2 separate regions of the Homo sapiens genome follow, and region 2 is linked to region 1. The links are chromatin loops, found by intact Hi-C in ENCODE. Cell type or tissue: OCI-LY7. All regions are shown on one strand. Links, peaks and the distances in the headings refer to the core of each region. The heading gives the core; the rest is flanking DNA. Region 1 overlaps SOBP (sine oculis binding protein homolog). Region 2 overlaps SOBP (sine oculis binding protein homolog).

Evidence for each region. Hi-C counts contacts between places; a loop is a spot of excess contacts. Peaks named below come from ENCODE experiments on the same cell type or tissue, not always from the same donor. Only the 100,000 strongest peaks of a DNase experiment are listed, where the experiment ranks them.
Region 2: it touches region 1 in a loop (2.4-fold over the local background); 2 of 110 quality-filtered maps call a loop at or near these places.

What each region holds. Positions count from the first base shown.
Region 1 is chr6:107,527,486-107,543,881 of GRCh38, reverse strand. SOBP (sine oculis binding protein homolog) reads right to left here. Exons shown (of 7, transcript NM_018013.4): 4 at 10,272-10,423. Among named protein-coding and RNA genes, the nearest start is that of SOBP, 46 kb to the right of the region's middle. In OCI-LY7, for the core only: CTCF peaks have their summits at 7,195 and 7,394; DNase peaks (open chromatin) are centred at 7,501 and 8,001; H3K4me3 peaks cover 2,513 bases; H3K27ac peaks cover 4,000 bases.
Region 2 is chr6:107,635,777-107,652,172 of GRCh38, reverse strand. All of the region lies in intron 6 of SOBP (sine oculis binding protein homolog), which reads right to left. Among named protein-coding and RNA genes, the nearest start is that of SOBP, 150 kb to the right of the region's middle. In OCI-LY7, for the core only: no CTCF peak of the experiment used is centred there; a DNase peak (open chromatin) is centred at 9,362; H3K4me3 peaks cover 1,111 bases; H3K27ac peaks cover 2,804 bases.

The sequences.
Region 1 (16,396 bases), core at 5,350-9,349:
CCTGATACTAGAGCCAATGTTCTAATAATCAGGTTTCTCAAAACAGCTGGTGCTGGGTAGAAGAGGTGGTTCATCTAAGGACCCTATGATGACGGCTAACCACATTTTTATCTTTCAATCCACTTTGGATTATTTCTCCCACATGTCAAGGGTAGACAGGCATGACACATCCATCGTGTAAAGAATTCAGCCTCATGAATTAACCTCAGGAGATCATCTCTCTTTCTCTCTAGAGGGCATTTGCTTGCATCTCCCATCAGCCATCACTCTGGTCCCCTCCCTAACAGTTCCCTGACTTTCATTCTGGTAGCTACCCCTCCCCATGCTGCCCATGGGCTTCAGAGGAAAATGAGCTCAACCTGAATTTCAGAGGGAAGCCCTGATTGGCTCATGCTAGACATTCCATTGCTCTCTCTCGTCATAGCCCACCCTCCCAATTCAGGTATGAGCATGTAATGTAAGCATAGACAATGAGTATGAATTTCAAGACTCTTTTTTTGGAATGCTAGGCCAGAGACTCATTCCAGAGGATGTCAACAAGAAAGTGTGTAGCCCTGATTGCTGCTAGCAGCTGTCCCATGACCACTGGGGAGCTTGCCATGAAATGTGGCCAACACTCTACATGGAAGAATACAGAGATGGAAAGAAACGGGACTGTGATAAGACCACTGTGCTGCTGAATCAACCTGCCCCAAAGTACATACTAGCTTGGGACTTTATAACTCCAAATGATATCTTTTATTGTTGAGGTCTTCTGTTACTTGTATTAAAAATCCTGACACACCCTACAAGTAATCACCAGACTATACCTACTCTCAGAATAAAGCTGACATCAAAATAATCCCTTTACCCAAAGATGGTCCCTTCAAGATTACCATCTCTTTACCATAATGCTACCTCTAAGGCTAGAGCTTGAGAAGGCCCGTGGATGCTGTAGGTCTCTCAGAGCAAGAGTTAGATTCTGTATGGAGCTTGCCTTCTGAGGCCCTAACCTCTCTACCGGGTTGGGGACAAGCCCCACCTGCCCTACAGAAAGAAAATCGCTGTGTCAGAACACTTACCCAACAGCATCCCTCCCTGGTGCCTTTCCTCCCACACCTTGCCCAAAAAAAAAACAAAACACACAAAAAAACAAAACCACACACACAAAAAACTAAATTGGTTCAATACACTTTTGCTACTGGGAAATGTTTCATAACTACTAATGAATAATTCAGTGAATAAGATATTTTTAGTTTTCTATTGCCAGACACACCCAACTTTGATGTGAATGCTGTTGCCTTTCTTACTCTTCAAATCCCCCTTGCATACGGGATCCTGAATGTGTTACTTCCGTCACAGAGGCCCAATCAACAACAAAAATCAGATCATATCACCCATCCTGCTCAACAGCTTCCAATAGCTGCCATCACACTTAGAATGAACTCCAAACTACTGCCTCTCCAGCCTACGTCATTTGGCTTCTCACCACCTTGATCATTCCGCTCCAGACATCTGTACTTCTTGCTGCTGTTCAAAAATGCCAAGACTGTTCCTGCCTGAGGACCTCTGTTTCTCACTTACTCCCCCTTCTCCACAGGACACTCTGCTGCCAGCTCCTCACACACAACTAGCTCCGTCACTTCCTTCTGTCCCCAGCACACGTCACCTCCTCAAAAATAACTCCTGTGATCCTCAGATATGAAACAGCAGCCCTTCACTAGCCCTCTCCCTCACTCTGCTTTTTATTATAGCACTTTTTCCTACCTGAAATCATATTACAAAGATATGTTTAAGCCTGTATATATCATCTATCTCCCCCGCTAGAGTGTAAGTCCCTTTAAGACAGGGACTTTTTCTCTTGTTCAAAAGTCTACCCACCAAGACTAAAACATGCTTAGTGCCGTATACAGGCTCAATATATCTTTTTATTTTATTTTTTAAAGAATGAATGGATGATTAAATAACAAGTTTTTTTTTTAAGTGTGGCTAAAAACAAAAAGCTGTAGGGAGGTACTTATCTCCTGTCGGGCAAATTCCCCTTTTTCTTTGTTATCAATTTATATTGCTCCACTTATGAAACATACAATCCTACAGTTTATCACAGAAAGTGTCACATCCTTCAAAGATTCTCCTTATAACAAAGATTTAGATGTGCAGTCATAAAAATGCTCACCATATTTTAAATGATATGAAATCATTCTATCAAAACAGATTATAAGATAACATATCATTTATGAGATCCACATAAAAATCACTGCTTTACCATGGAATGTCTGGCAAAAGGCCAGTGAAAATTTGCAGTCATAATATCTCAAAATTCCTATTACCCATTGAGCCTCCAAAATATAGTTATTGGAGTGGGAGTGGGATTAATTAATGCTAATTAGCTAATCAAGAAAGTTAAACATTAAGAAAGTTTAAGTTTCTGTGACAAAAATCAGATGCAAAATCTTTGAATTACGTCATAACTTCTACTATTTCGATGGAAAAATAATCATTTCAAAGTCAAGGCACTTGTTTTTCTACGATCAAAGGTGGTTAAATACCTTTAAATACATTTCAACATATTTATGAAGGAATTATCCTACATGCCTCCAAAGCTCTCTCATAAATCAGTATAATGTTTCCAAAGCACATTTGGAAGTACAAAATTCATATCTACTAACTATATTTTCCTCTATTCGAAGATGAATTAAGCAGAAAATACATTAATGTCTGAATTTATAATAGGAGTGGTTAACCCTCAACCACAGCAAACTAATGAGGAATATTTTACCATGGAAAAATTAATCAGGGCTCTCCAACACTATGCAATTTGACATTTTGAGGACTTAATCAGGAATGGATTTTATTCCGCTATTTACTTTTCATCATGGGGATGACTTACAAAGACACTACCTGTTAGAACAAATATAATTCTTGAGCTTAATCTTGTCACTTTAAAGAAATTTATTTTAAATAATATTCCATAGTTTAAAAATAGTCCTCACAGAAGCAACATTACTAAGATTATGTCATTTCTGGGCCAAATTCAGCTCTCAAACATTGAGCAAATATCAACATAGACACAGTGAGCCTCAGAAACTGAATGTGACTAAACCTCTGTTAGCAATGAGACAACACAACTTCTGGGAGGTTGTGACTGCTGGACATGGACTTCCATCCCCAGCCATCGATTATCACTATCTTTGTTAAAGACTACAGGAGTTTCATTTAACTAGAGTGCTCAGTAAATTGCAGCAGAGTTCAAGCATCTTTATGGATTCATTAAACCATTGATCTGCCTCACAGAGCTTGTAGCAGAGCCCAGCTCTGGCCCACAGCCTGTGTTTACAGAGAATGCAATAGACTGATGTTTGTAACCTCCAAAGGCAGTCTGTCAGTAGACATTAGATTCCACTGTGTGCACAGCCACCCTAAGAGTGGATTGTAACATAGGGAATTTCCCATTCTCAGTCTCAACTGCTGGGACAGAAATGAAGTGACCATCTGTAGCAAGATTTTCTTTATTCCATTCTAATCTGTGATAATATAAACAAAGAGCAAAGAGCCCGAGGAACAAAGAATTACATATGGCTTGGCCAGTTCACACTTCTGTTTATGTGTACATAAGCTATCCAGAGGTATTGAAATGGAGGAGAAATTAAGATAATCACAGGCATGCCTATAGCTTGGATCCCCCATGGGGCCTCTCGACTATACTAGGCATTGTGACCAGACATTGCAAAGGTGTACAAGAAAAATTCAGGACTTAATCTACTACCTTAAAATATCTCAAGGCAAGCCACCTGCCCTTTTATGCCTGCACTTATTCAGATACTTAACATTTTTAACAAAGCACTGAATCAACAGAGTATAACTACTATTCCAGGAAAAAGAATAATCATTATCTCTTGGTTTCTCAGGACAGTTCACCAAGCACTCTCAGAACCTTCTCCCTCCTCTGTTTTTTATTAATAAAGTCTCACAACACCTTCCTTTTTAAGTCAGGCACAAAGAGTAACTTTGTGCTGAATGCAGCTTATGATCAGAGAATCACATCAAAATGACCTGTAAGATAATTCTTTAAACGCTCATTCTTCAGATAAAGCTGAACACTGTTAGTGGCAAGGTGAGAGAGTTGGAAATGTAAGTGACTGGATCAATAAGGAGAATGTTCGTCCCAAATAAATAGATCCCTTCCTGATCATTTGTTTCACTGAACTGCCCACTGCCCAAACAGACAGTCGGACTATGAACTCCAAACACGCACATTCATCACTCTGCAGAAGCAGTCACCAGAACACAATGTGGCTGATGCAATCTGACACTGTGGTTAATGTTAAAAGGGAGCGTGCCTTTTAGATGGATTGGATAATTACCGGCAGTTCCGATGAGAAAAAACTTGATTTAAGTGAACAGCATTAGCCTTCACCAGAAGGATGGCCAGAGATGTACTATGTCTGAAAATTAACATTCCAGCATATATGTCAATAGCACTGTGTATTGATCCCCAGGTGACCGGATTCTGATTTATGAAAAACTCCCTCTCTTCCTTCCGCTCACTGAAAAATGTTGAACACAGACTGGGGCTTGAAGCTATTTCGAGTTTTCATCAACTCTTCACATTTAATTTAAAATATCTAATGTTATTCAGAAACTGATGTCCATTCTGGCTAATGGGTTAGAATTATTGCTGTTTCCTTCACAGTCTCACAACATGTGGCTCATTAAAAACTAGAAGTGGTTGCTGTTCCTTTCAGTACAAACCTACTTGCCCCATGCTGTGTTCCAGGTATCCCTTAGACCAGAGTTTCTCAAGTGGTTTTCAAGTGTTTTGGTGAACATGAGGTCACATACCTCTCCCCAAGCTTCTGATGGCTTTCTAGAGTACTATGTCCCACCCTGTCTGCAGAACCTCTGCCTTGGAACACTTTCTAGCTCTCCTCAAGAGCCTGTGTGTCACTTTAAACGGACCTACACTTTACTTCACTAGCCAGAACCTTCCTGCTCTAACCCTACTCCCAAATGTGTTTCCAAGGACTGACGTTTACCCCTCCTCTGTGATTGCTTTTTCCAGCCTCTCATTTGCAGCAGCTCATCAATATTCCATTCTGTATTTCAAAATACAAGACAATAAGAAACACTTGGGTTTGTTGTTCTTTTCCCCAGAGCTTTCTGAGAACACCCGTTTGCTATGACCAAAAGGGAGCTCAGCCACTGGCCTGCAGACTAAAACCCTGGGAGGAGAAGCCACTATACACATGAGGCAGTGAATAGGCTTATAGTACAGTACTAAGGAACACTGCAAAACCAAGCAATCATCCTGCAGGCCAGGGTGCAGCTGGACAGATTCAGGAGGCTCACTGGTGGCTGTTAAAACCAAGGGGAATCCACAGGAAGAACCCTGGGGCTCCCCAGGTGCATTTACTGGTGGGCCAAAGATATTTGCCAGCAACTGGCAAAAGCAAGTATGTGGCCTGAGCTTCAGGTGGTCAGGGGACATTAATTGCAAGTAATTTCTTAATGTCCTTCTCCAAGCCTTCATGAATGATAGCCATTTTGCAAATTAAATCTTGCAGGTATTTAAAGGAAAAAGAGTAGACAGGTTAATCACTAGATTAACAGGGCAATTGTTACACATTTCTTCTGTACTACTTGGTTCTATAATTAAGTCTGAAACTGAGAAATCTTTCCCAGGATATATTCAACTTTAATAAAAAGACAAATAGACTATGTCTAAATAAAATATAACTCCAAATAACATGATGATACATGCTAATTAGAGATGGGTTCTTCCAAAAGAAATGTCTTCTAAGAAGAGATCGCTGTATAACCAAGAATATAGTCTGAAAGTAAAAGAAATGCCAATAACAGAATATTCTCCTCCTTGAATTATTTATGTTATTATTATAATGATTGTTAGGAAATCTTAATGGCATCATTTGCAAATGTTGTTTCTGTCTATATCATCTTTTTCTTTTTAATGCATCCTTATCCTCATCTCTGAGCCACATTGGTTTCTTCCCACTGTGATCTGCTGGGGAACCACAATATCATGATATTGAAGAAGTATTTCGATCTTTTTTTTTTTTTTTTTTGAGATAGGGTCTTGCTCTGTTGCCCAGGAAGGAGTACAATGGCACAGTCATGGCTCACTGCAGCCCCAGCCTCCTGGGCTAAGCAATCCTCCCACCTCAGCCTCCTGAGTAACTGGGACTACAGGTGAGCACCATCACAGCCAGCTAATTTTTGTATGTTTTGTAGAGACAGGGTCTCGCGCTATTGCTCAGGTTGGTCTTCAACTCCTGGGCTCAAGCAATCCTCCTACCTCCACCTCCCAAAGTGCTGGGATTACAGGCATGAGCCATGGCGCCCGGCCTTTCAAATTATTAAAAAACTAGAACAAGGAAGCAAAACTTTGGTGCTCTTAGGAATTTGTGTTTACTTGTAAATTATCAACATTCCGAATCCATAAAGAACACTAAAAACTTGAGATCCGAACAAGAAAAGTAAATAATCATCCTTTACATTGCCTGCAGTAGCCATTTGTCTTGACTTTTAATTTCCTTCTTGATTTTTGGATATTAGTTTGGACAATAAGATATTTCCCATGTAAAAGGAAAGAGATCAAACACAGGCCATTTGGAAGTGACTAACATTTGTGGTCTTGTTTGTTACTCCTTTTTAGAGGGATAATGGTTACAAGACATTACTCCCTTAGGAAAGAGTATTTTTACGTGTGCATTACTATGCAAAGTAAAACTGGTGTTAGCAAGTTGGACTAAATGTTTTCACAAGAGTGCAAAATCACTAAGGAGTCTCTGCAACTTTCCAATTCCTAGATGAATTACAAGGACAGAAATGCTCTCAAGTCCAAAAATGGGCTGGGAAAAGAGTGAGCTATTAGTTCCCTGAAAAGTCTCCAATACATGAAATAATGAGATTGACATCCCATTGTCCATACAATGCCCACAGACTACATAAGTATTTTTCTTACCCGCTGTTTCAAAAACTTTTAAGCCAGCAAATAAGCCTTCGGGGATAAGGACCCTACAAAATATATTATGAATTAACACTATCCACTTCCTAGAGCCAACATTCTGAAATGTGTAAACTAGTAGTTAGAGTCCTTAAGTGAATACAGCTGTGATTCATGGTCCTCTCCTGGCAGTGTTGAGTAGAAGTATTTTGAAGAAAGCCTAATATTCGTAGCAATCCAGACAACTCTTCAAATAAAAATTTAAATTCAGTTAAAAATATAACCTATATACTATATAGGTTAACCTGGCTTCAATCCATCCCACCTTATTGCATAGTGACAGTCTGTGAGAGATGTATGTGACACTTTCAACCCGCCCCATTAAACAAACACAGAAACCCAAAAAGAAATGAAGGATTGAGAGGCAAAAGAAATTTCAAGAGCCCATTTTCAGTGGGCCATCATTTTGAGAGTTGGGTTATTTTTGTCCTTGTTTTCAGCAGCAAATCAATTCCTGACTCTACACCCAAGCGTGTGTGAAGAGAAATGCACAGAGACCACAAGCACAGCTGTCCAATTTACATTCACAAATGCAGGTGTTGCTCAGACACAAAACAGAGGTCAGCTGAATACTGCTCCTAATTAGCTACCTTTTCTACTAGGATTTTTCTTTGTAAAGTTATGCATGCAATTTGGGTTCAACTTAGAGACCATTTTTAGATCCCACCATGCTATCCAGCAAGAAGCGGGCTGTCATAAAGCATAATTTACAGCACAGTTAATTTTATGTTTTTTTAAGTCTACACTATACCTAAGGCAAAATTCTGTTCTGCACACACACACATTATTCACTCTGTTTTCTATCCACTTCTCAAAACTTAAAAAAGGTAGAATTTAGCCAGAAAAAAAATCTGTTATGTAGGAATGGGAAGAATTTTGCCCTTTTTCTAAGATTAAGAAAGTCCACAATTTAATTAACAAGGACTAAGGACTTTGTTAAATGATACAAGAGGAGAAGTAGCTATTTGCTATTGTCTTCAGTACGGAACACCCAGGGGCTTATTACAAGCAGTTCTTAGAAATGGCAGGATGGAGACTGGTATCTAATACAATCCATTAGGAAACCCAAGCCCTAAATGAAATGACCACAAAATCCTATCAGTTAACAGAAATGCAGCAGCTGTACATGTTTATTGTAAGACAATATAATATTGTAACAGAGATAACACTCTTTAAAATTAAAAAAAAAGAAGCCAACAAATGATAGACTAGTTTATTTCTCTATTTGGAAAAAAAAAAAACACACACACACACACACACACACAAGAAGGCATAGCACATCAGAGCTTTGGGATATATAAGGAAGGATGAAGACTGCAGAGAAGGGAGGAATTGTTTGTACACTAACAGACAACTGGGATCAGCTGGCAAAGTCACTGGCTAAACACCAAACTGCTGCAACTTCCAGGTTTAGCAAGATGTTCAAAGACATATCCCAATAACGCCTGGTAGAAAGTGAAATGTGATGGTCCTCCTCCCACTGCTGACTTTACCTGCTGTAAGTATTTCAAATGCTAATTCCTATCCTCGCTCCCAGTTATCCATTTTTCAAAAATGTACCCTATGAAAGTTTAAATTCAGTTTGACCTTAAACTTTATAATGATGTAAACAATATAGATATAGATATGGTATTCTGGAGTGTTTTTCCAAATGGAATCAGGTGTCTTTCTTCAAAGGCTCACTATAAAATACAGTTTGCAAAATATAACATGTATCACCAGGATTGTGACAAATCCATCTTGCTTGATTTTAGTCCCTACAGGCAGCCCATCAAGATTCAGACCCATAACCCTTCAGAATTATAGAAAGACAAAAAGCCCTGTTCTATAGCCATCTTCTGGATTGGAATGCAAAGTATTTTGTTGTGGTAAGTAGGGCTTTGAAGAAGAAAGCACTGGGCCCACTCCTGGGTTTGTTACTCCAGTGCTCGGCATTCAAAACGGGAGCCCCGGGGTCTCAGAGATCATTTTAATCCCCCTATATTAAAACAAAACGTGTCTCCCGTGCATCATTCTTCCCACCCTCCTCCCCAGATTCACTGGCTCCTCCCAGGGGAAAGTGAACTTGACTGCTGACAGTCCCAAAAGAATTCCAAACAATTTCCTTACTTGCCTCTCTGTTTCAGTGAAGATTATGAGCCTAACTCTTAGAGACTGCTACTAAAATTCCACCCTGCTGAATTCTGCAGCCTAATTCTTTTGGCATTATGTTTTTTGGCAGAATGAATGTGACCCAAATTTTCAGGAGATAATTTGCTGCAACAGTGCCTGCAATGCAGTGAGCCCATAATTAGCATTTCAGGATTGCAAATATCACACTTTTGGAAAAATAATAATTGTTTGCTTCAAGAAGAACAGATTTGGATCTTGTATTATAGAAATGGAAACAACAAAATGTGGACAATTTTAGTAAAGATTTTATGAATTAAGGAAGCTTTACATATCAATGGAAAATAATTGAGGACTAGCAAGTTACCGCAGTAGTTGGTGGCAAAGGCTACAGCAGTTCTTTAAGGATTCAGAAAATAGTTGTGTGCATGTGCGTGTGATTGTAAAAACATCATGCATTCCATTTCCCATCCATGGTGGCTAACACTATTCAAAAAGGACATTTTCAGACCTGGGATGTCTTCAAAACAAAACCAAAAAAAATTCTAACGATGGCTGTTCCTGTGTTTACCCACCACGCTCCTCACAAATGCTTGGCTGTGTGAGCAATGTTGTTTCACGTATTCATGATTTCATCTTTTCTCAATATCAATCAGCTTTAACATAAGATGTCAAGAGAGACTTGACATTTTTCTTGACAAGAACTCGTGGGCCAGATTTTGAAAAGAGCAATAGCAGTATTTCCACTGGGTACAAGAATTAAACTAAGTGGGCTAAAACTTTCTGGCCATGCTTTTGTGGCTAATTACTTGGCTTTTTAAAGAAATATCTACCACTTATCTTTCATGTACTCAGAGTGCAGTCTGCACTCTACTGCTGGAAAGACACTGGCCATGAGGATACCAGCTGTGATCACAGTGTCCTCATCAGATTCATTCACCCTCTCAGAACACAAACACTAAGCCAAGAGAAACACATTAGAAGGGGATTCCTTATTCCAAAAGGTTAAGCATGACACAAAAGGGGAATCAACAAAACAGAGAGAATAAAAATATAAAAGTAAAAGGTGCGCAGTGTTTTCCGCTAGAAGCTATGAGGCACATGCGCGTGTGGGCTGGTGAGGCCTGTGGGGGGCCGCCTCTCTCTCCGGTGCTCTTACCTTATTTCTCTTGAAGTAGGCTCGTCGGCAGGCCGCAAAGCACTTCTCGCTGCAGAAGCTTTTCACCTCACTTCCCATACTCAGGGAATAGCGCTTGATTCCCACTTTCTGGCACCAGGCACACATTATTTGTACATTTGACACATCATCTTCTATAATAAAAGTATAAGAAAAATGTTCATATCAGAAGCAAACATCCCTTCAAATTTAGACACACCCTGAACCTGACAGAGCTACCTGGGCCTGATTTTAGTTTCTGGACCTTGGAGAAGAAGTGCTTTTTCTTTCTCTCTCTCTCTCTCTTTCTCTCTCTCTTTTTTTTTTTTTTTTTTTTTTTTTGGCTCCTAAGTTTCCAAAAGACATTTACTTAAAAACCAGAGCATGACTGCAGAGCCACAAGGGCTCCTAGGGCTTCTTAGCCTGGTTTAAAAAAAAAAAAAAAAAAGCTTCATCTGCCTAGTTAAACCAGCCCCAGCACTAACGAAGCTTGTAAAATAACCCATTTCTTCAAAGGTCCTGTGAAAGCCTGCAGGATCTGCACTGGGTGGGACAATTTGTAGGGTGCTAACTTACAAATGGAACACCCTCATGTGAACCTTGACCAGACGCCAGGCTCAACCATGGCCTGTTCCCTATTACTGTTAAATGATATGTGCTATTGTTTATTCTTGCAATGTAATAATTCCCAAGCAACACGTTTAGTCAAAAAGGAAAGATGTGCGTGGCCAGATTCTGGCAACGGAAAGGGACAAGCCTGGCTCGCTGAACAGACTCTGACAATGCAGCCTTCCGGCACTGGTGTCCTAAGGGAGATGCAGGCCTGATTGAAATTCTCCTCCATGTGATGTGGTTCCTGGGCCCTGGATGGAGGGATGGTAATGGGAATGCCAGATCATTCTCAGCCAGATTGGTGGTCCTCCCAGCCCCTCATGTCATGTCATGGGGTTGCTCAGAATGAATTTAGGTGGTTTGCAAATATTTCCATTATTTAAATTGTATTTCTTTTCCTTTGTATGAGAAGAAAACAAATTTAACTAGCATAATGAGCCCATGATATCACAAATACTACTGCTTAAAACAAAGGATTTTAAAGTGAGTCAATTAGTAAAATATATTCAGTAAGTCATAGTGCAGGTGGTCAGAAGTTATGACAAACATTATGATGGTGATATTCAGGTCTGGGAAAAACTGGCCTCTGAGGGGTGGGTGGGGGTGAATAAAAGGAAACTTTAAGTAGACACCTAAGTAATATTTCCTTGTTGCCTCTTAACGGCTTTTGCTACATCTTGAGTTTTCTCTGTCCTCCCAATTGATAGTGACTGTGTGTGTGTGTGTGTGGTGTGTGTGTGTGTGTGTGTGTGTGTGTGTGAGAGAGAGAGAGACTGATTGCCACATCTCTTCTTCCTTTATGGAATTTTTTTTTTATTAACCCACATTCATGCTCCAGACATGAATGGTAATCATAAAATCCCCAACAAGCACTCGTATAGTGTTGTCTGATTTCTGGATAAAATCCCCCAAAGACTAATTGCTAAGCAAGGCCTGGTCCACGAGTTGTTGACATATTCAGGGTTCATAGAGTTTGTCATGCAATCATTTCATTTCCAGGGAAAAGATTTGGTTTGAGGCAGTGTGGTCATCAGCCTGCAAAATTAGAAGCAAACTAATTTGTAGTGCAGAGATATGGCTTTTTTCCCCCTGAGTATCACCACTCAGAACTATATGCAGCATTTTATTTACCTCAATGGAATAAATATTGCCATTTTAATGACCTTTTAGTATTTCACAAATTACATATTGTGATCTATTGTTATCAAGTGAGATAGTATAAAAAATGACCTTTGATGTCAGTCCAACATTTTTGATAACTTTCTTTAAATGGTATAATATGAAATCAAATGTCAAACAATTACTGTATTTAATAATTTGTTCTATTCAAAGCAAGCTTTTTGATATTTCAGGAATATCCTTAACAAAAAAAATTTAAAAATAAATAAATAAAAGCAAGCTTTTATTTATATTTTACATGATCTCTAATATGGCATCTCTCTACATATGAACATTTTACATGGTATGAAAAATTAGCAAAGCTTTATAATTTACCTTGGTGTATGGAGCAGTTTTCTTAGATTAGAAATAGCATATATTTTAAAATATTCACCTATCTTTACTAAACTAGATAGCAACTAATAGTTTCTATTTTTCCCAATTGATAAGATACTTTAAAATCTTAAATTCCTGAAAAAGAAGATACAGCAGAATTCTCATAAATTATCCACTGGCAGTAAGCTTGATTCTGGTGAAATCTGTAAGGAAAAAAATTTATGCGGGAAATCACCTGGCCTCACAGTTTAATGAGGAGACCCCACTTCCCAAGGAGCCATTTTAGAACATGCATTAGGTCCCCCTCATTATTTCTTCCTTTAAATAATCTGATTTGGGAAACAAAGCATAAAACTGTTTAAGTCCTAGATCTTCAGCTATAATGGACCAACACTGAGATGAGAAAGAATAGAGTGCAAAGCTATTCACAAGGCCAGGCGCTTAGCTTGCAGCTTGGACCTGGCCTGAAGGAATGATGCTTGAGGCCAAAGGGCAGCTCCGGGGTCTTTCTCAAGCTTCAATCCATCATCACCAGACAGACCCACTTGTCATTTTTTAAAGGGAGGCAAGAATACTTTCTTACAAAGGACCTAACAAATAAACGAACAAAAAGGTAGAATTTTAAAACAGATTATTTCTTATAAATCATTCTTACTACAAAGCAACAATATGACATGAGACCAAATACATTGTGCACTTTTATATCTGGCTGCTGGAAAAACTTCTAGAATGATGGTTAGCATCTGCCTTGTTAAATAAGTCAACGCTCCCCGCAGTTTTTCATACAACTCCATTTCATAAAGGTATATGCTTTGGGAAAAGCCCATCAGATTTCTCCTTTTCTAGTATTAAACTGTTATCAGCAGCTAATGATCCAAAGAACAGTCTGATAATTGGGTTATTCAAAAAATTTAAAAAACATTTTCCGGTATTTCAGGCATTCTAGATTTATAAAAGTCTTTTATATTAGTAACAGATTTTAGAAACTAATAAAGAACTGTGATTATCTAAATTAATATTGTCAGCCAAACTATAGTTCAAAATTCTGTCATCAGACATGAGATGGTGTCCCCATCTTATGACTGCACCCCTAGAAAAGTGAACACTTCTTAAGTGGTTAAAGTCAAAAGGATCAGTCCACTTCAACCCTGCATCTCTTTCTACCTGAAACACGGAAATGAAATGCATGCTTTACAATAAACATGGAAATGAAATGCATGCTTTACAATGGCAAAATAGAAGGTTTCAGCACTTTAACTTTTCTAACTTGATCTGCTTTAAATTTTTTTTTCTACTTAAAAAAATATTTCTTCAAGCTAGGGAAAACCTAATTACCTGTCTTACATTTTGGCTAACGGTCTGTGCCATTAGAGACTTGAGATTACCTCAGAGAAGATTCACATAACAGATTTTTACATGACATTACCTTACAGCCATCAGCCTGTGCATTTTTATAATAAACAATACAACAAATGTAAAATGTTTACAGCATTAAATCACATTCCCAAAGAGAACGGTTTGTATAACATAATTTTCATATGATAATATCATATAAATATGTATCAGTCAAAATAAGCATATTTCAATTAATCATGAAAAATTTGTACCGAATTTAATTAAGCAGAATGTTTAAGGCATTTTCTTTCCAATCTAATGTTCCAAGAGCTATAGAACATTTTTCTACTTTACATCCCAGAAGTTCAGATTACTCCAAGATGAAATCAAAATTGTATTTATTATAGTGCAGAGAAGTATGAGATCAAGCATTTCTGGAATGCCCTGCTGAAGTTGTTTGAGAAATTGCCTTATCTGGTGACTTTTAAAAATAAGGATGGCCATTGGTCAGTGATCTTCTTGGGGCATTTAAATTGGCTATAAACATGTATACTAACTTACCTGACCAGTGCCCAAAGAAAATCAGTAGGGCATTAATGGACTCCAGGCAATTAAACTGTAGATTTACCACCCCTTTGTAACTTTCATGGGAGTCCAAGACTGAGGGGAAATTCCGAAAGTATTTGCTGGGACATCTATCTCCTCCAACAGTTCCTAGAATGCACACATCCAGATAATCAATGAAAGACCTGGATTATATTTGAGACAAGTTACAAGGCAGTCTGAGGAGACTCCTGTGTGTTCCCCATGCCATGAAATGACATGAAATGGCCCATGGCCGGGCTGCACTGTGTCAATCTACTTGTTGCAGCAGCTATATTTAAAAACAGAATAAAGTCAAGGCCTGGAAAGCAGGCAAGAAACTGAAGTTTGCTTTCTTTATAACTTCTGCAAAAAAGAAATTCCTTTTTGAAATAATTCAATTCCAAACACTTTAAAGCAATCTAACTTAAAGTTTCTACAGAGTCCACCAGGAGTTTCTGTACAATTCCCTGTGTTCTAGGAGTGAACATACAAGGAGACCCAGAGAAAACTGGGACCACTAAACCACAAAGAACATAATGATAGCAGTACTTCGCAGGTGCCCGCACAATGCACGGCTCATTTCAATGTTATTTAATCTTTTTCACAACCACCACCAACCAGGCAGTTACTAACATTAATCTCCATTGTGCAAATGGGGAAAGTGAGTTTATATGTTAAGTAATTTGCTCCTAATCACACAATAAGTACATATCAGAGCCTTACTGAGGACCAGGCCATCTGATTCCAGAGCCCAAGCTCTTGACCACTACACCTTAGAGACCACAGCTTTTCTAAGCAGTAAGATTATAAACCATCCTCACAGACCTCTCTCCACAAAAAGGACTAAAAGCTGTCACACATTTTGCAACTTACACAGCACATTGCTCAGTGACACAACAATAGACAAAGAAAATGAAATCAAAAAGGTCAAAATGTCTTTGAGGAGACAGCTGAAGTGTTAATCAATATTTGTTGATTGATTTTCAAAAAACAAGTTAAAGGCCCACGGTGCAAGCCTTTACTTCTTTATGACTATGAGACATGGATTTGCTGCAAACATTCTGTATAACTCGCACCAGCAAGTGCTACTTAAACATTAAATGATAAGACAGGCCCAATAATATGTGGATCTCAAGCAGTTATTCTACCCACAGGCAAGCAATACTCTTGTCAGCCTTCTCTTTTCTAAGGAGCAGGGCTCACAGCAGAACATGGATAAGACTGGCTTTCCATGTGGTTGAAATGGGAGACCCCCCTACCTCTGTAATTTCAAGGGTGCCAATAAGAATATCCTAGCTTCAAAAAATTATCCTTCAGCTGCTCACTAAGATTAAATTCTACCACTAGAAGGTCATTTCTTTGGCTAAATGTTTCTTATGAACCATTAAAACACCAATTCCCTGAAAGCAAGGAGGCTCAATATATACTTGTAAGTAATGATTTATGCTTTGAAATGAATGATTCTTTCTGAAGAATATGTTTTTACAAGGAATGGGAAGAAGGGCTGAGGATAGGGTTCCAATGAGAAAGGTAGAGAGGCAAAGATGGGAGAGTTGGGACATATTACTTAGCTAATCTCTAGCCTTGGAAAGAGCTAGGGCAACCTGAGGGCAGCCAAAGGAAGGCAGTGTGGACAGGGTGATGACACTGTAGGACATGTCAAATGTTCAGAGTGCCTTTTAAGTATGAATATGAAACACAGCAGACAATGGCATATAACTAAGGATTGCCAGAAAAGAAAAGCAACAGGCAGATCCACTTAGGACAATCTCAAGGGGGTGACTTTTTATAAGCAAATGAGGTAGTAGATGTACATTGCTTTGCAAATCTAAGTTGCTACTATTTGAAAGACAGTGTGGTGAAGCACAGAGATGGAGACAGAGGACCTTGGTGAAAGTACTAATATTGCCCCTTCTAGTTGTGTGTGACAAGAGTAAGTCGATCAAGGACTGGTCATGCCCACCCTAACTATGGCTTCGGTGAGGATCAAATACGATTAAATATGCACATTCTATATGTAAATGAGCCTTCCTTAGAACGAGTGGCAATTAGAACCACAAGAAAAGGGTAGGTGTCAGCTGTATGCAATCTGGAGAGGCCCA
Region 2 (16,396 bases), core at 7,682-11,681, 110 kb before region 1:
CATCACTATCAATGGCAGCTAGAGCCTTATGAAGTGTATCTCTTAAATGATAAGACTTGGAAGTCAAAATTCCTCCTTGATCCATGGGCTGCAGAATGAATGTTGTGTTAGCAGGCATGAAAACAATTAATTTCTTTGTACCGCTCCATCAGAGCTCTTGGATGACCAAATGCATTGTCAATAAGCAGTAATGTTTTAAAAGAATTATTTTTTCCTGAGCAGTGGGTCTCAACAGTGGGTTTAAAATATTCAGTAAACCATGGTATCAAGAGATGTGCTGTCACCCAAGCTTCGTTGTTCCACTGACAGAGCTCAAGCAGAGTAGATTTAGCATAATTCTTAAAGGCCCTAGGATTTTCAGAACAGTAAGTGAACACTGGCTTCCACTTAAGGTCACCGGCAGCATTAGCCCCTACCAAGAGAGTCAGCCTGTCCTTTGAAGCTTTGAAGTCAGGCATTGACTCCTCTCTATCTATGAAAGTCCTAGTTGGCATCTTCTTTCAATATAAAGCTGTTTTATCTATATTGAAAATCTATTGTCTAGTGTAGTCACCTTCATCAATGATCTTAGCTAGATCTTCTGGGTAGTTTGCTGCAGCTTCTACATCAGCACTTGCTGCTTCACCTTGCACTTTGATGTTATGGAGACAGCTTCTTTCTTTAAAGCTCATGAACCAACCTCTGCTAGCTTCAAAATCTTTTTCTGCAGCTTCCTCCCCTCTCTCAGTCTTCAGTGATGAAGAGAGTTAGGGCCTTGCTCTGGATTAAGTTTTGGATTAAGGAAATATTGTGGTCGGTTTGATCTTCCACCCAGACCACTCAAATTTTCTCTATATCAGCAATAAGGCTGTTTTGCTTTCTTATCATTTGTGTCTTCACTGGAGTAGCATTTTTATTTATTTGTTATTTAGAGACAATATCTCAGTCACTCAGGCTGGAGTGCAGTGGCATGATCACAGCTCACTGCAGCCTCAAATTCCCAGGCTCAGGTGATCCTCCCACCTCAGCCTCCTGAGTAATTGGGACTACAGGTGTGCACCATCACACCCAGCTAATTTTTCATATTTTTTGTAGAGACAGGGTTTTGCCATGTTTCCCAGGCTAATCTTGAACTCCTGGGCTCAAGCGATCCGCCAGCCTCAGCCTCCCAAAGTGCTGGGATTATTACAGGTTTGAGCCATTGTGCCTAGCCATGGAGTAGCAATTTTAGTTTCCTTCAAGGACTTTTTCCTTGCATTCACAACTTGATTGGCACAAGTAGCCTTGCTTTTGGCCTGTCTTGGCTTTCAATATGCCTTCCTCACTAAGTTTAATCACTTCTAGCTTTTGATTCAAAATGAGAGACATGGGTCTCCTCCTTTCACTTAAACATTTAGAGGCCCTCCTTTCACTTAAACATTTAGAGGCCATCATAGAATTATTAACTGGCCTACTTTCAATCTTGTATCTCAGGAAATAGGGAGGCCCAAGGAGAAGGAGAAAGATGGGGGAACAGCCAGTTGGTGGAGCAGTCAGAACATACCCAACGTTTATTGACTAAGTTTACCTCTTACATGGGTGCAGTTCATGGTGTCCCAAAACAATGACAATAGTAACATCCAAGATCACTGATCACAAATCACCATAACAGATATGATAATGAAAATGTTTGAAACATTGTGAGAATTACCAAAATGTGACACAGAGACATAAAGTGAGCACATGCTGTTGGAAAAATGGCATTGATAGACTTGACAGGGTTGCCACAAACCTTCCATTTGTACAAAGGCAATATTCGTGAAGCGTAATAAAGCGAAGCATGATAAAGTGAGATATGCCTGCAACTGAAAAACATTCCTTCTCCTTTCGAGTCTATAGCTCATGGTAAGGAGAGGGTATGGGAGCCAAGGGTGAGTTTCATCTTAGCTCAGTGTTAGGCTCTGGTCTGAATCGCAGCTTCATCACTGTGATGCTACTCACCCTATGGCTCTGAGAAGCTAAGGTTCCTGAGTACTAAAAATAAAATAAAAATAACAATAAAAATTAACCAATTATAAGGCCTTGTTTTCTTTAATTTTTAAATAACTTTTTCTTTTAGCTATATCCCTTATTTTACTTGTTAATCAGTAAAAATTACAACCATGTAAGACTCCCTACTGGGATAACTCTATCTTTAAGTCTTCATTTTACAAATGAAAATGTTGTTTTCCTTTGCTGGTTCTATGGGTTAGGGGAGAGCAGTCTGTTTTTTCTTATAAGTGGTCATTGCTATTTCTTGCTGACCTCTAAAAGTTTCTGAGGGGCGAAGAACCCAGAACTACGGAGCCCCTTCTTGTGCACTCACTTAAGTAAGTCCTTATCTTCACCTTGGACAATGGATCCTCTTTACTAAGTTCTTTCCAGAACCTGGAAGTTTAAGCAAACCAAATGACCAGGTCTCTGGTAGGCCCTCTTCCAAAACCATGGAGGGATTCATGACTAACAGTGTAGTTTTCTTTTTTCTTTCTTCTTCTTTTTTTTTTTTTTAACAAACACACTATAGCAGATGGCTCTGTTCACTCCCAAAAAAGAAAAATAGAATAAAGAAGAATTACATGATAGAGCTGTTCTGCAGGAAATTTTGAACAAGAGCCTAGGTCCTATGCCCTGGCTTTCAGAACTAAGTACTTCCCATTGTGGTTTATGTCTTCAATGAAAGGAGTTTTCTTTTTTTTTTTGAGACAGGGTCTTGCTCTGTCACCCAGGTTGGAGTGCAGTGGCACCATCATGGCTCACTGCAGCCTCAACCTCTTGGGCTCAAGTGATCTCAGCCTCCCAAGTAGCTGGGACCACAGGCATGTACCACCAAGCCTGGCTAATTTTTTTCTGATTTTTTGTAGAAATGGGGTCTCCCTGTGTTGCCCAGACTGGTCTCAAATTCTTGGGCTCAAGTGATCCTCCTGTCTTGGCCTCTAGGCCTTGCAAAGTGCTGGGATTACAGGCATGAGCCATGGCTCCTGATGGTTTTTTTTTTTTTTTTTTTTTTTTTTTGGTAGTGGGGGCGGGGCAAGGTCTTGCTCTGTCACCCAGGCTGGAGGACAGCTGCATGATCATAGCTCACTGCAGCCTCAAACTCCTGGGCCTCAGCCTCCTGAGTAGCTGGGTCTACAGGCATGCCCAGTTAATTTTTAAATTTTTTGTAGAGATGGGGTCTCAAACTCCTGGGCTCATGATCCTCCCACCTCAGCCTTCCAAAGTCCTGAGATTACAGGCATGAGCCGCTGTGCCCAGACTAGGAGTCAAATTTTATTGCACACCTAATTTACATCAAATACAGCACCAGGCATTTTTATATACTTATTTCACTTGGAAGCAAACAGCAATGCTACTGAAATATTTATTACTATCTCCATTTTACAGATGAATAACTTTGCCAGGAAGGGTTGCCAGAAATAGGAAAAGGTGGATGGAAGTCCAGCTTCTAGAACCCCAAAGTCAAGTTTCCCCCTCCCGCTGGGAGAGCTGACCCCTAGCCTATGTTCCATCTCCCCCCTTCTTTGCCCTGACAGTAGGGTGGCAGGGTCACAATGTCAGAGCTGTATAGTGCCTTAGAGACATACATGGCCTAACACCCTGCATTTGCAAACAAGAACTCTGAAAAGTTTTTCATAAGAAAAAAAAAAAACCACACATTTTCATCAAGTCTCATCCAACACACGAACTAGCTGATGTCAGTTCATGGAACTCAGCAGGCCCCTGGCCCACAGCTCTGCTCCCCTCTCCCCACTGTGACTACAGGAGCAGGTGTCACTGTGTCCCTGTTAAAGTGGGAGATGCTAAATCCTAGATGAATTTAGAGACTCATTCAAGGGGTCAGTGGAAAGGACAGGGTCCTTGTCCTTTTCTGATTTCTACCACCCTGACTCTCAAGACTGCGGCCTTCCAAAAATTCTGCCTGTGACAAAAAAGCCAGATGTTTACTGTGTTAAGATTAAGTGTGTTACTTCTCTATGTTATATGAACAGAGGCATTCTAGGTAAAAGAGAAAGAATACAGAGAAAAAAGCAGCTTCATGTGGCAAGTAGCTTTGACCTGTGGGTCAACGGCAGATTTTAGGATTTAGATGAGGTCTGGGAAAGCAGTCTTCTCCACACTTGATTCATTCTTTATGACCAGCCCATTAGCAGAGAGAGGGAGGGAGAAAGCTTCATATTAGTACAAATGCCATTGCAAAATGTAAGAGCTATAATACTGATTTCTCCCCCAACAGCAAAAATGATGGAGAGTGTGGTTACTAACTGCTTTCCTGCAACCCTTTAACCTCTCAACCCTAGATGTTCAGGCACAACCTATTTTCTCTCTGGAATTGGCTTCCTGATGTGAGGAAGCCATGCCGTGGGTGGCAAAAATATGACTCTGGTGCTTGGCACAGGGCATGTAACTGAAGCAGCTGCGGTCAGATCCCATGTTCCACCGAGAGGAAAGGCAGATGAGGACTCAGGTTCTAATCCTGGCTGCGCCACCCTGTGACCTTGGGCACTCGCTCTCTTTGTTGCAGTCTCGACTTGTAAAAGTGGAACCAGAGATTTTATGAGAATTTCTGGAATGGTTTCCCTAACCTCTGAGGTTGACAACGTGGAAGTGTTTCATTATTTTCCATTACACATCCAAGGGAAGAAGTTCTGGGCTGTAGGGGCTATCATGACAATTTTTGTAATAAGCATCTACTACGAGCCAGGTAGCTCCCGGACATTTTAACTTGTTATTTACATTGGAGCTGATAACTGCACAAAGTAGGGGTTATTATCTTCATTTTTTACACATAAGCCATGGACAGTGGTTTTGCATGGAAACTCTGGAGCCAGGCTGCCAGTCGTATCTCAGCACTGCCATTTACTGGCCACATGACTCTGGGTGGCATACTTAACCTCTCCAAGCCTCAGTCTCTTCATCTGCAAAATGGGCTTAATAATGCTAAGTCTCATGCATTGTTGGTATGTAGCATTTAAACACTGCCTACATGTAGAAAGTGTTCAATAAATATTAGCTATTATAATTATTTAATGAGAAAATGCAGGCCCAGAGAGGTTATAAAACTTGTCCAAATCCTCACAGCTGGTAAGTGACCCAGCCAGTTTTCAAACCCAGGCAGGTCTCACTCCAGCCCCAAGCTCTGTCCTTAGGCAATGCATCCTTTCTAACAGGATGGCAACTGCCATTTTAGGGCATCTGTGATGAGCCACACTTTATACATTTCCTTACCTGTCTCTTACAGCAATCTCATTACTCATGACATAGAGACTGAGGCTCAGAGAGCTGAAGTCCCTTTCTCCCTCACCTGGTAAGTGTCTCTGCTGGGATACGAACCCAAGCTGGCCCAACTCCAGAGCAGATATTCTTTTCCACTAAACCACACTGCCACCTTCCTTCACCACCAGGAGCCCACTGGCACCACATGTGGAAGCTTCTGAAGGTTTACAGCCTGGAAAGTCAAAAAAGAGAAGAGGACATATCCAAAAGGTTGCCAAACTTTCTTAAAAGTAGCCGCAGGCCATGGGAGGATCTGATTCTGATGCTGAGAAAATCTCCGGAGATGTCTAAGGAATATAGAGCAAGCCCCCTGAGCCTTTCTGCTGCCCTTCGGTCTAAGGACAGACAGTCTAGGCATCGCTGTGTAACCTCCACATTCCACATTCGTGAAGTCCGCTGCTGCAAGAGCCAGGGCCTGCCTCTGTGCATGCATGAAACAGCAGCCCACATCTGCCCTTCCCTGCTGGCTTAAGGCTCAGAGCTGCTGGTTGGTCAGAAGGGTGGGGCCTCTGTTTCTGTGGCCATCTGGAGCCAAGCCAGCATCTTCCTTCTTTAGATCCTGGAATGGTCTGTTGATTGTGAGATTTCCTTCCACCGTGCATTGTGACATTTCCTTAGGCCCACTTAGCACAAAGAAAGTTCTTCTCACTGTCCAGAGACAATGGCTTTCCATACTTAACCCATAGATCTGGCAGCGCATGTCCCTCGCACTCCAGCGATGACGTTCTGCAATGTTTAGAATCAACTGCTGGCAATTAGCCTGCCATCAGAATGCAACCATCAGCTTTAGCAATGTCAGTCTTTCAGTCTACAAAGAGCTGCTCAAGTAATTTTCCTCAAACACAGATTTCATCTTGTCATTCTTGTGCTTGAGGCCACAGTGACGTTGCCCAATGTATTGAGTACAAATTCCCCAAACTCCTGTTCTACCACCTTCCCACTCTCCTCCAGCCTCATGCTTCTCACCCTCTGTGGTCAAGCCCTTTGTTCCAGCCAAGTGAACCGGAAGGTCATCCCTAATACAGCTTGCTCTTTTCTGTGTCTGTGCCCTTTAACATGCTACTTCACCCCTCATTTCTCCACCCCTGATCGCCAGCCCACATCCCTCCTCAGGTTCAGAATTCAGAATTCATCGACCAGAAGGCACTACATCAAGGCAGCTTCATTAGCTGTTCCTCTATGGAGACGCTTTCATTCATGTGATCACTGAATACTTGTGTGCTCATTCTTCCAGCCCCTGTGCTAGGCACTTGGTTACAACAATGAGTGAACTGGACCCGGTCCCTGCTCTTGCGAAGCCTACTGTCTGCAGTGTCACATCAGTTTGCAGGTTCTGCATGTTGCTTGTAAAAGTGACCTTGGCTTTTTTTTTTGTCTCTCAGTAGGTTATTAGTTCTTCAAATCAAGTCAAGGACTCCTGCCACACACCCTCCCCTACTTTTTTTCTTTTCTCTCTTTCCCTCTCTCTCTCTCATCTTTTAATAACACAGACCTGAGCAAAGTCAGCATTAGATATTGTTAGTGCAAAATGGATATGTTTTACCCTCTAGGGAAATAAATGAAGACTATCTCTGAACTATGAATGAGCAAAAGGGGACTGCTTCCCTCTGTTTGGATATGATGAGGAGTTATTAAGTTTCGCAGATTGTAATATATGAATTAAGTATACATTTAGGATTTATAAAATCCAAAAATAGGATTTTAAAAGTTATTATTGCTATGCATAGGCCACACACACACATGCACACACACACACCCAGAGCTAAGACAAAGGACAAGTTGATCACCTGATCGGACAGTGAGAAGTGCTGTCAAAATCAGGATGAGAACCCTGAACCAGTAGCCCTCATCTTCATTTGCAAGGTTATAATGTTTTTCCACCAAAAATTTTTCATAGTCTTTCAATCAATATTTAAGGTCCATGTTGCCTAAACCTTGGGGATTATGAAAATAGCCACTAAGTCCCATGTTTATGATGCCATCTTATTTAATGGGAGGATTGAAGAGATCTGCATGTATTTTTGGTTTGGCAAATCTTAGAATTATTTTTTCAACATTTGGGTTTGGATAAAACCAAAACTTATTTTGCCAAGCACTTTGGCCTTAATTTTCAAACCCATGTGTATTTTAAAAGAAATTTGATCTATGTGTTTCTGACTCATTTACACTTAACTCATGAGAATGCTGTTTGGTAAGAGCTATTAGATGTCCAAGCAAGTTTATGAGCCTTTTAAAGCCTTCTTTTCCCCATTCTTACCAGAAAGTTGTATTTTGCCAGCCATAAAAGAGTGTGAGCCCCAGGGGCCTGTGATCACTTTGAAATTTATAACCTCCAAAGCTTAAATGGATTCTGCGTTTGGAAAAAGGGTTTCCCCCTCCTCTTTTTCATATTAAGTGCACAAACAGGCTACCTATGATAAAGACAGGATCCTATGTCTTAGCTTCCAAGATGGCTGAAGGCAAATAGTAAAGAATTCAATCCAACCACCAATAAATTGTCCCTAAGACATTTCAGAGGAACAATATGACACTTTAAGTTCATGTGGACACAGACTGAGATCCAACACTCTAATGGGAAGTTTTTTGTTTGTTTTTTGTTTTGAGATGGAGTCTCACTGTGTCGCCCAGGCTGGAGTGCAGTGGCACGAATTCGGCTCACTGCAACCTCTGTCTCTCAGGTTCAAGCTGTTCTCATGCCTCAGCCTCCCAAGTAGCTGGGACTACAGCCATGCGCCATCATGTCCAGCTAATTTTTTATATTTTTAGTAGAGACAGGGTTTCCCCATGTTGGCCAGGCTGGTCTTGAACTCCTGACCTAAGTCTGATCCACCCGCCTTGGCCTCCCAATGTGCTGGGATTACAGGAGTGAGCCACCACGCTCACGTGTGGGACTCAATACGGTTCAGGTTAGAACACTTTAGCTTTTGAGTGCTGGGGAATTTCTTTGTTTTAAATCACAGACAACCAATCTTGTTTATGATTTTTTAATACATTTAAAAAATAATAAAATAAGCTGATTCTACTAAAAATGACATTTGAATTAAAACCAGAAAAGCAAGAAGAATGTGAATGCATGCTGCAGCAACTTCATCTTGTATCTTCTATAATGATGCTCAGATACTACTCAATTATAGTATTCTAGTGGGAGAAAGCTTTTGGGTAAATTACTTAAAAATGGCTTATAAAGGCTGGGCATGGTGGCTCATACCTGTAATCCCAGCACTTTGGGAGGCCTAGACAGGTGGATGATGAGGTCAAGAGATGGAGACCATCCTAGCCAACAGGGTGAAACCCCATCTCTACTAAAAATACAAAAAAAAATTAGCTGGACATGGTGGTGCGCGCCTGTAATCCCAGCTACTTGGGAGGCTGAGGCAGGAGAATTGCTTGAACCCAGAAGGCAGAGGTTATAGTGGGCCGAGATCGCGTCACTGCACTCCAGCCGGGCAACAGAGTGAAACTCCATCTCAGAAAAAAATAAAAATAAATAAATAAATAAAAGCTTATAAATATTTAAAGTATGAGCATCTAACACATTATAAGGACAAAGTTTTACATGTAACCACATGTGCTCCAAATATCTTGAAATTACTCTAAATACGGGTTTAAAATATCAAAAGAGCTTGTTGATGGGATGCAGAGCTTTGCAGAGAAACTTAAACCTGATCATTCTTGCTCCCACAACACCCAAGCTGCACAGTTTTTAAAGTGTGTGTGTGTAGATTTCTTTAGAAAAAGATCACGTTACAGTCTGAATTTCTAAAACAAGAGTTGAAGGATGAAATATAGGGTTTCCCCTTCTCTCTCCAAATGCCGTTTAGCCACTTTGCTTCTAGATAATTTGTTATTGTAGGTTGGTTCAAATTTAAGACAGTAACATTTTAGAAACACTTGCAGAACTAAGCCAGCTGCAAGGAGGATATCATTACAAATTGAGACACATGTTGTATGGGAATACCATTCATTTTCAATACCAAAAACATATCTGGGGAAATAAGCCATGCAAATGAGGGAAAGATCTACTTTTTAGTTGTATTTTTTTGGATGTTAGGTCAATGTTCCATATCAAATGAATTCATGAAGCGTTTCTCCCTTTTGTTCTTTAAATACTATCAGTCACATTCTTACTTCCCTTTTTACCCAAAACAAAACACAGCTTACTATATCAAAGACAGACAACAAACCAGAGGTTCAGAGGGGAAAATGATGAGACAACTAGTGCTGGTGCAGCCAAATATCTGGATGGGAATGAGGCTGGGAGCACTGGAAGCTTTGATTTGCCCCAGCCCTGACCCCTTGGCTACCTGGAAAGCCAGGTCTGCTCTGCCCCCATCTCTCTACTCAGGGCTGTACATCTGGACCACACAGTACAATTGCACAAGCATTTTTTGCTTATGATCATTAATTCAGTCCAAGGAGTGGCAGAGTTAGGTAACTTGACTGATTTCCAATTTTAAACTATGTAGTACACTTGGGACTATTTTAAAGCATTAGAGAATAATTCCAAGTTTTTGTTATTGTCATTTTCTTTTGCTCCAGTCATTTTTCACTAGAATCTTTTCGATGACCCTTGAAATAAGTTTTGTGCATGTGTGTGTACTTCCCCTCCCTGTTGATGGTCTCATGTTCCCAATCCTGACCCCACCCTATTTTTTTTTTCTGTGCTGTGGAAATCCACAAATCTGGAGAAGAACTCTCTGCAGTTAGTATTCAGAGCTGGTGTCTGAAATGGCATTTACCCCATTTCCTTGAGAATGGGACCCTGTTAAACGATGCCAGTGCTAAATTGTTTATTTTCTAAAGCTAATTTCTTTCTTTCTCTGAATGAATTTCGTTTATGCCCTTTGAGGCCCTAAGAAAAAGTTTACACATGCAGAATGCATTGCCTTAACATCCATCCACATAGAAAGTGCTATGCACTTAAAACGGCAACGGAAGGATACAAAATAAGTTGTGCAGGACACGGTAAGAGAAAACAGCATGGCCACCCCCGTCCCTTTGGCACGATCTCTTAGACAGGAAAGTCTGGAAAAGGCGGGGCGTTCGGGTGAGGGTAAGTGTTCCACAACATGAGGTAAGTGTTCCACGGTGCAGCGTATTTTGGTCCTCAGACATCTCTGCCCCTCTGCAGCACTTGTCTGCATGAAGGTAGGTGTAAATGATTGAACATGGTGCACAGGCAGCAGCTTAGGCTGGCAAGGGAGTGACTCATTGGAAACCAGTCAGGGAACTGATTTCCAGTGCCCTCCTGGGCAACGGCTGGTTAATAGCTGGCCGAACGCGTCTCTTTCCAAGTGCAGTCTCTCCAAGTAAAGAGGCATACTGGGGAGCTAGGGAGCATTGGCAGCGCTCCCAGACACTGCCACATCAATGCCCTGGTGTTCACCGACCTGTCCACCTCTCTGACTCTGGCCATTCTGCTTTCTTGGCCTCAGTGGCAGAGTAGAAGATCTTTCCACAGAAGAACAGTGTCTCCCTGTATCGTACAAATTTTGAAGGTCCAAGTGCTGGGGAAGTATCTAGCTTATTTCTTTTCTTGCTTCTCTTTTCTTCTTTCATCACAGGCCCTTGTGGGAAATGGTAACTTGAAGAAAAGTCTGTAACCTTTTGCATTGTGTCACTAAGGCAATCTTATTGAGGCAAGTGCTACATGATGTAGCTCCAACTTTGATTCTGCAATATTAGGCCCACAGCAGAAATTGCCAAACAATATATTCTAAGTTTTAAGAGAAACTTTCCATTAATTCAGCTTCCTCAGAGAAACAAGAAAAATTTCAACTCAGATATTGCTCCATAATAAGGTAAGATAATCCTTCAGAGATATAGAGCATACTTTTTCTGGAGCCAAAATCTATGGACGTCTTCTCCCATGAAAATGCCTCTGTGCATAGGCACATAAAACTTTCCATGAAATTTCAGGGGGAGTTGCTGAAGGCCATCCAGGGACGAGTCCAGGGGGCCAGGAGACCAGCTTTAGGGAGCTGCCATATGGATCTGGAGACAGAGCCAGGACCAGTGCTGCACTAGCATGACCCTGAGTGGGTGCCTCCTCAAAGTCTCTGCCCTAAGCCCTTCCTTTGCTTCACTCTAGTCCCAGTCCTGCTGAAGATGGAAGGTTATGGGTACATCTGAAAGTAATAAATATCCAGTCACAGATGTCATTTCATATTCCATCATAACCTGATTGACATCATATATAAAAGTTGGATGCTTGTACATTAAAACCTTCCCTCCAAGTCCCTGGTCATAAGGGTTAACATGGTCCCAGCAGCATTGAATTGGGACATATCTCAGGCCAATCTTGACACCATTCATTCCAGAAAACTTTCCTCTACAAGTCTGAAATGATCACAGGAAGCACACTCCCAGGTCCTCCCACTCACATGTGTCCATGACACAGACCTGGTGTCTTCTTTCTGGCTCTCTGAAGTACCTCTACCTAGAACTATATGTGCCAACTGCATCCCAACAGACAAGCTAACCCTTAACTTAGGGACTGTCACCAATTAATATTCCCAATAGTCAAGTACTGGACCATTAGATAGCACAAGTCTGACACAGGATCCGAGCACATCCCATTCATACTGATTTCCTTTTGTCACTCTCAGTTTTCCTTCTTTTCCTTGTTTTAAAAGTAGGCACCTATAGTATTGTTTCGAATGTATGGACTGACTTCCCAACCTCCTCCCAGACAGCCTCCTCTCTTGAACTTCTCAGTTTGAGAAACTAAATTGGCAAAAAACTTTTTGGGACCTCCACCCTTTTGGCTTCCCCAATGAAGTGAACTCCTTGCCTTGGAACAGTTGTTTCTAGGACTGTGGCTCCATGACCAGACTAATAATTAAACTCCAAAAAGCCAAACTACAGGTGCCTCCTCCAGCTTTCCCTGAGAAAATAAGATGTCAAGTCCCCCCTGCTGAGCCTGGAGTAGTATCATGGAATTGGGACCAGGAAAAAGGGTCTTATATTTTCTTTCTGGTTTTTGAAACTTAGAAATTTGGGAGCCACAAAGGTGGAAAAGTGAGATGAAAGGGTTACTCCTTGTACACATTTTTTCCATTGATTATTTTACTTAAAGAGTCTATGTCATTTCCCTGGAAAACTGAGGAGGGGGAATATTTTCTTTTGAATATCTTCAAACATTTGCAAATGGTTACTCTGAACTCCCCAATGTACCATAAACAAGTGTAAACTGTAGAAATTCAGAAAATGTACAAATACAAACAGCTATCCCTCAAGCTCCTAGGCAAAGACAAAGAAGGGAGTATTCCATTTATAAATGGAATTCTTTGTGGATAGAATAGTTCGGAAAATGTTTATACATTGTTTTCCTTATTATTCGGGGGGATATTTTTTCCAGCTTACAGAAGCTGCAGAACTGGCATTTGGAGTCTTAAAAGTTGAAGATCAAAGGAAGTTTACAACCTTTTAAAATCTTCAACTAAACTTAATTAGTTCTGCATCTGGGGAAAATAGTTGTCCACTGAAATCATTTGTAATCATATCAACACACAAGAATGCATAAAGGCAGGTAACCAGGAACAGAATAATTTCCAAATGGGGAAAAAAAAACCCTATAATTTACAAAGAACTAGCAAATAAGACTTCCTTGAAGACAACTGTAGCTGCCTCGGTTGCTAATTTCTAGATACTTTGGTCTGCTTTTGATCTATTTTAAATGATTTTTTTAAACAGTACTACAGACTGGGAGCGGCGGCTCACACCTGTAATCCCAACACTTTGGGAGACCAAGGTGGGCAGATCACTTGAGGTCAGGAGTTTGAGACCAGCCTAGCTAACATGGTGAAACCCCATCTCTACCAAAAATATAAAAAATAGCTGGGCATGGTGGCATGTGCCTGTAATCCCAGCTGCTCAGGAGGCTGAGGCAGGAGAATTGCTTCAACCCCGGAGGCAGAGGTTGCAGTGAGCCCAGATTGTGCCACTGCACTCCAGCCTGGGCAACAGACCAAGACTGTCTCAAAAAAATAATAAATAAAATAAAATAAAAATAATAAAATAGTACTACAGTATGAAAAAGGCAGACATAGTGAGAAGAATGAAGAGCTGACTGAAGTTATTGACAGATTATCCTATATAATATATAATGAATATATATGAGAAATAATATATAATGAATCACCAACAAGCACACGGAGAAATCATTCACCTGCACCTCACCCACCACATCTCAGCCTGAGTTTTGCTTTTGGTTTGTAACACTTTCCACTTTGGCTTTTAACTTGTCACCAGTGTTCAGCATCAGGGCACAAAAGCCATACGGTCCTTTATTTAGTGGATACACTTCCAATTTCCCCAACCATATGAACGGTCTGGGTTTCTGAAGGCATAGAAGAAAAACAGCACCACATGTGCACAAAAAAACAGGAAGGGGCCTGGGCACGTTGGCTCACACCTGTAATCCCAGCACTTTGGGAGGCCGAGGTGGGTGGATCACCTGAGGTCAGGAGTTCGAGACCAGCCTGGCCAACATGGCAAAACCCTGTCTCTACTAAAAATACAAAGATTAGCTGGGCATCGTGGCGCGTGGCTATAACCCCAGCTACTCAGGAGGCTGAGGCAGGAGAATCACTTGAACCCAGGCAGCCGAGGTTGCAGTGAGCCAAGGTCGCGCCACTGCGCTCCAGCCTGGGTGACAGATTGAGACTCTGTCTCAAAAAATAATAAATAACTAAATAAATAAATAAAACAAACCAGGAAGGGCCAGAGAATGTGAGTAAATTGTGGCAGGTTGAGACTGTGCTGTGAGGTGACACGGAACTTCTGAGGGCAAGAGGAAATGTGATTTAGTGGAGGAGAGGTGGTTTTTCCCCCATCTTAAATCACTTGCCTTGTCACCCTTTCGTAGCTGACAAAGCCTGAGTATTTCTGTATTTCTGATTTTAAAGAAAAGCTGTAATTTCTTGGGGGACCCATCATTGAAAGAACTCTTCAATCTCAAGAGGTAGTGGGCAATTTCATCACCACATCTTCTGAAATTGGCTGGAGCCAGGTTGATATTTTTAATGATTCTGGTCCACATACAAGACTGATTCTTTATTCAGAAACATATATCATCCAAATAGCCATCGTGTATTTTATGTTTTTATGTTATTTTGGTCCCAAGCTACTCATATGTTAGTGTCACTATTCTTGACCTGGTCACTTCTCACTCCAATGATGGTATAATAGTAAAATCTCTCACCCTCCCATTCTTCTTCTTTTCAGCCTCACCTGAATGAGTGATATTAGAATGTGTTTAAAGTGACAATTCCCAATGCTTTCTGACTTTCTGAAGGCCGTCACTTTTTTTGTCACACATCTTCCCATTACTCACAGCTTTGTCAACCAGATTAAATTACTCTCGTGAAGAAATCAGGGGCATTTTCAATTGAGGTGACTGTGAGAAGGCTGAGGCCATCTGTCTTCAGGCAGCAGAACTTGTAGATGTAAAATCAAGAAGGAATGGTGAACTCATTTTTAGTATTCTTCCTCTACTGGCAAAGCCATCAGAGGAAAAGGAAACCTCGAACGATGGTGGCTGAGAAACCTTTCTTCCTCAACTGACAAGTCTCCTTGCTCTGGTCTGTGCTTCCCAAGCAATCTCCTGGCTATGCTAGGGGCCCAACTTAGAGACCAGGGACTGGACACACCACAGCAAGTGCTGTGCTCCACGTTTGTATTTCCCACTGTGGAGTAATGGGTTGGTAATTTAGGCTTGTTGGTGCTGCAGAAACAAGAATTCAACTGTCTGAACACTTAGAGAAGTTAGGAGGTAGACTCAGTTTTTGTTTGTTTTTTAAGAAACTTTCCCCTATGACAACTGAGGGTTGTTTTACCCACTGAGGTGGGTAAAACAATTTTAGTATGTAGGGTAATAAAGAAACTAATTAGCCTATTCTCCTACAGTGGTTTTTTAAAAAATGCAGCTCTGGAGTCAGACAGCCTGGATTTGCATCTCAACTCTGCTAATTTGGTAAAATCTTGGGCAAGTTACTTTAATGTCTCTGTCTTGGTTTCCTCATCAATAAAATGAAGACGATAATTGTCCTATGGACCCAGATCCAAATAAATACTACCGAAAAACACTTAGAAGACAGCCTGCATACAAATGTGAGCAATTATTCATCTTACGAGATCCACTCTCCTGGCCCCCGCTTCCTTCCTCCTGGAGTTTGCACTCCCACCAGATGGGGGCACGCCATCATTTACCTTTGTATCTCCCTAGTCCCTGGAAGGAGCAGTGTACAAGTTAGGTGCTCAATAAATGCTCATCTCTCCTCTTCCTCTCCATAAGAAGTTGATAAACTCAACTGAATTTTGGCCTGTTTGATGCCCGCTTGGATAGACGGGAGAGCTTGGGCTGTGTCCAACAGGCCTGAGTTGAATACGGCTTCCCCACGTACCAGCTCTGCTTCGGGCACAGTATCTAAGCTTCATCTGCCTCCTTGGTGAGATACAGATGATGCCTATTCCACCAGAATTGGCAGGAGGAGCAAATGAGGCCACCTCTGCCTATGACAGGCACACATGTTAGTTCCCCTTCCCAATATTGAAAAATTTAACTCACTCTTGGCGGCTCACTTGGCATTAGGCAGGAGTCTGTCTATGAGGTCAGAGATGTGCAGTGTCACTCACTTTAGCAATGCCACCCTCTTCCCTATCGAAGCCTCCCATTACCTGCAAAGGTGAGCAACTCATCAGCTAAGCCGCTGGGCCCCAAAAGGGGGAGAGAGCAAAGCTGGTCAGTGACGCTTGAGGCCTACCCTGGGGGATGCTGCTTGGTGCCAAACTGCAGGAAGGAGACCCCATGAACAGGAAAGACACCCTGCCAGGCAAATAGGACTCAGTGGCCTGGGTTCAGTTGACATATGCATGTAAGAGTTAGGTTTCATTCTCACTTTACAAATGGAATCCCGTCCTTATCAAGAAAATTTGGTGACATTCTGCCAATGAGGCAACCAGCTCTATTTAGTAGGTGGCCCAGCTCATGGGTTCACTGGACATTTCACCACTGCCCTGCAACCTCATGATCACACATTTAGGTGTCCCAAGTTAATCTCTTCTCCCTCCCCCCATCCTCCTCTTCTCCAATAGGGTGATTTACGGAGATGAGCATGATAATAAA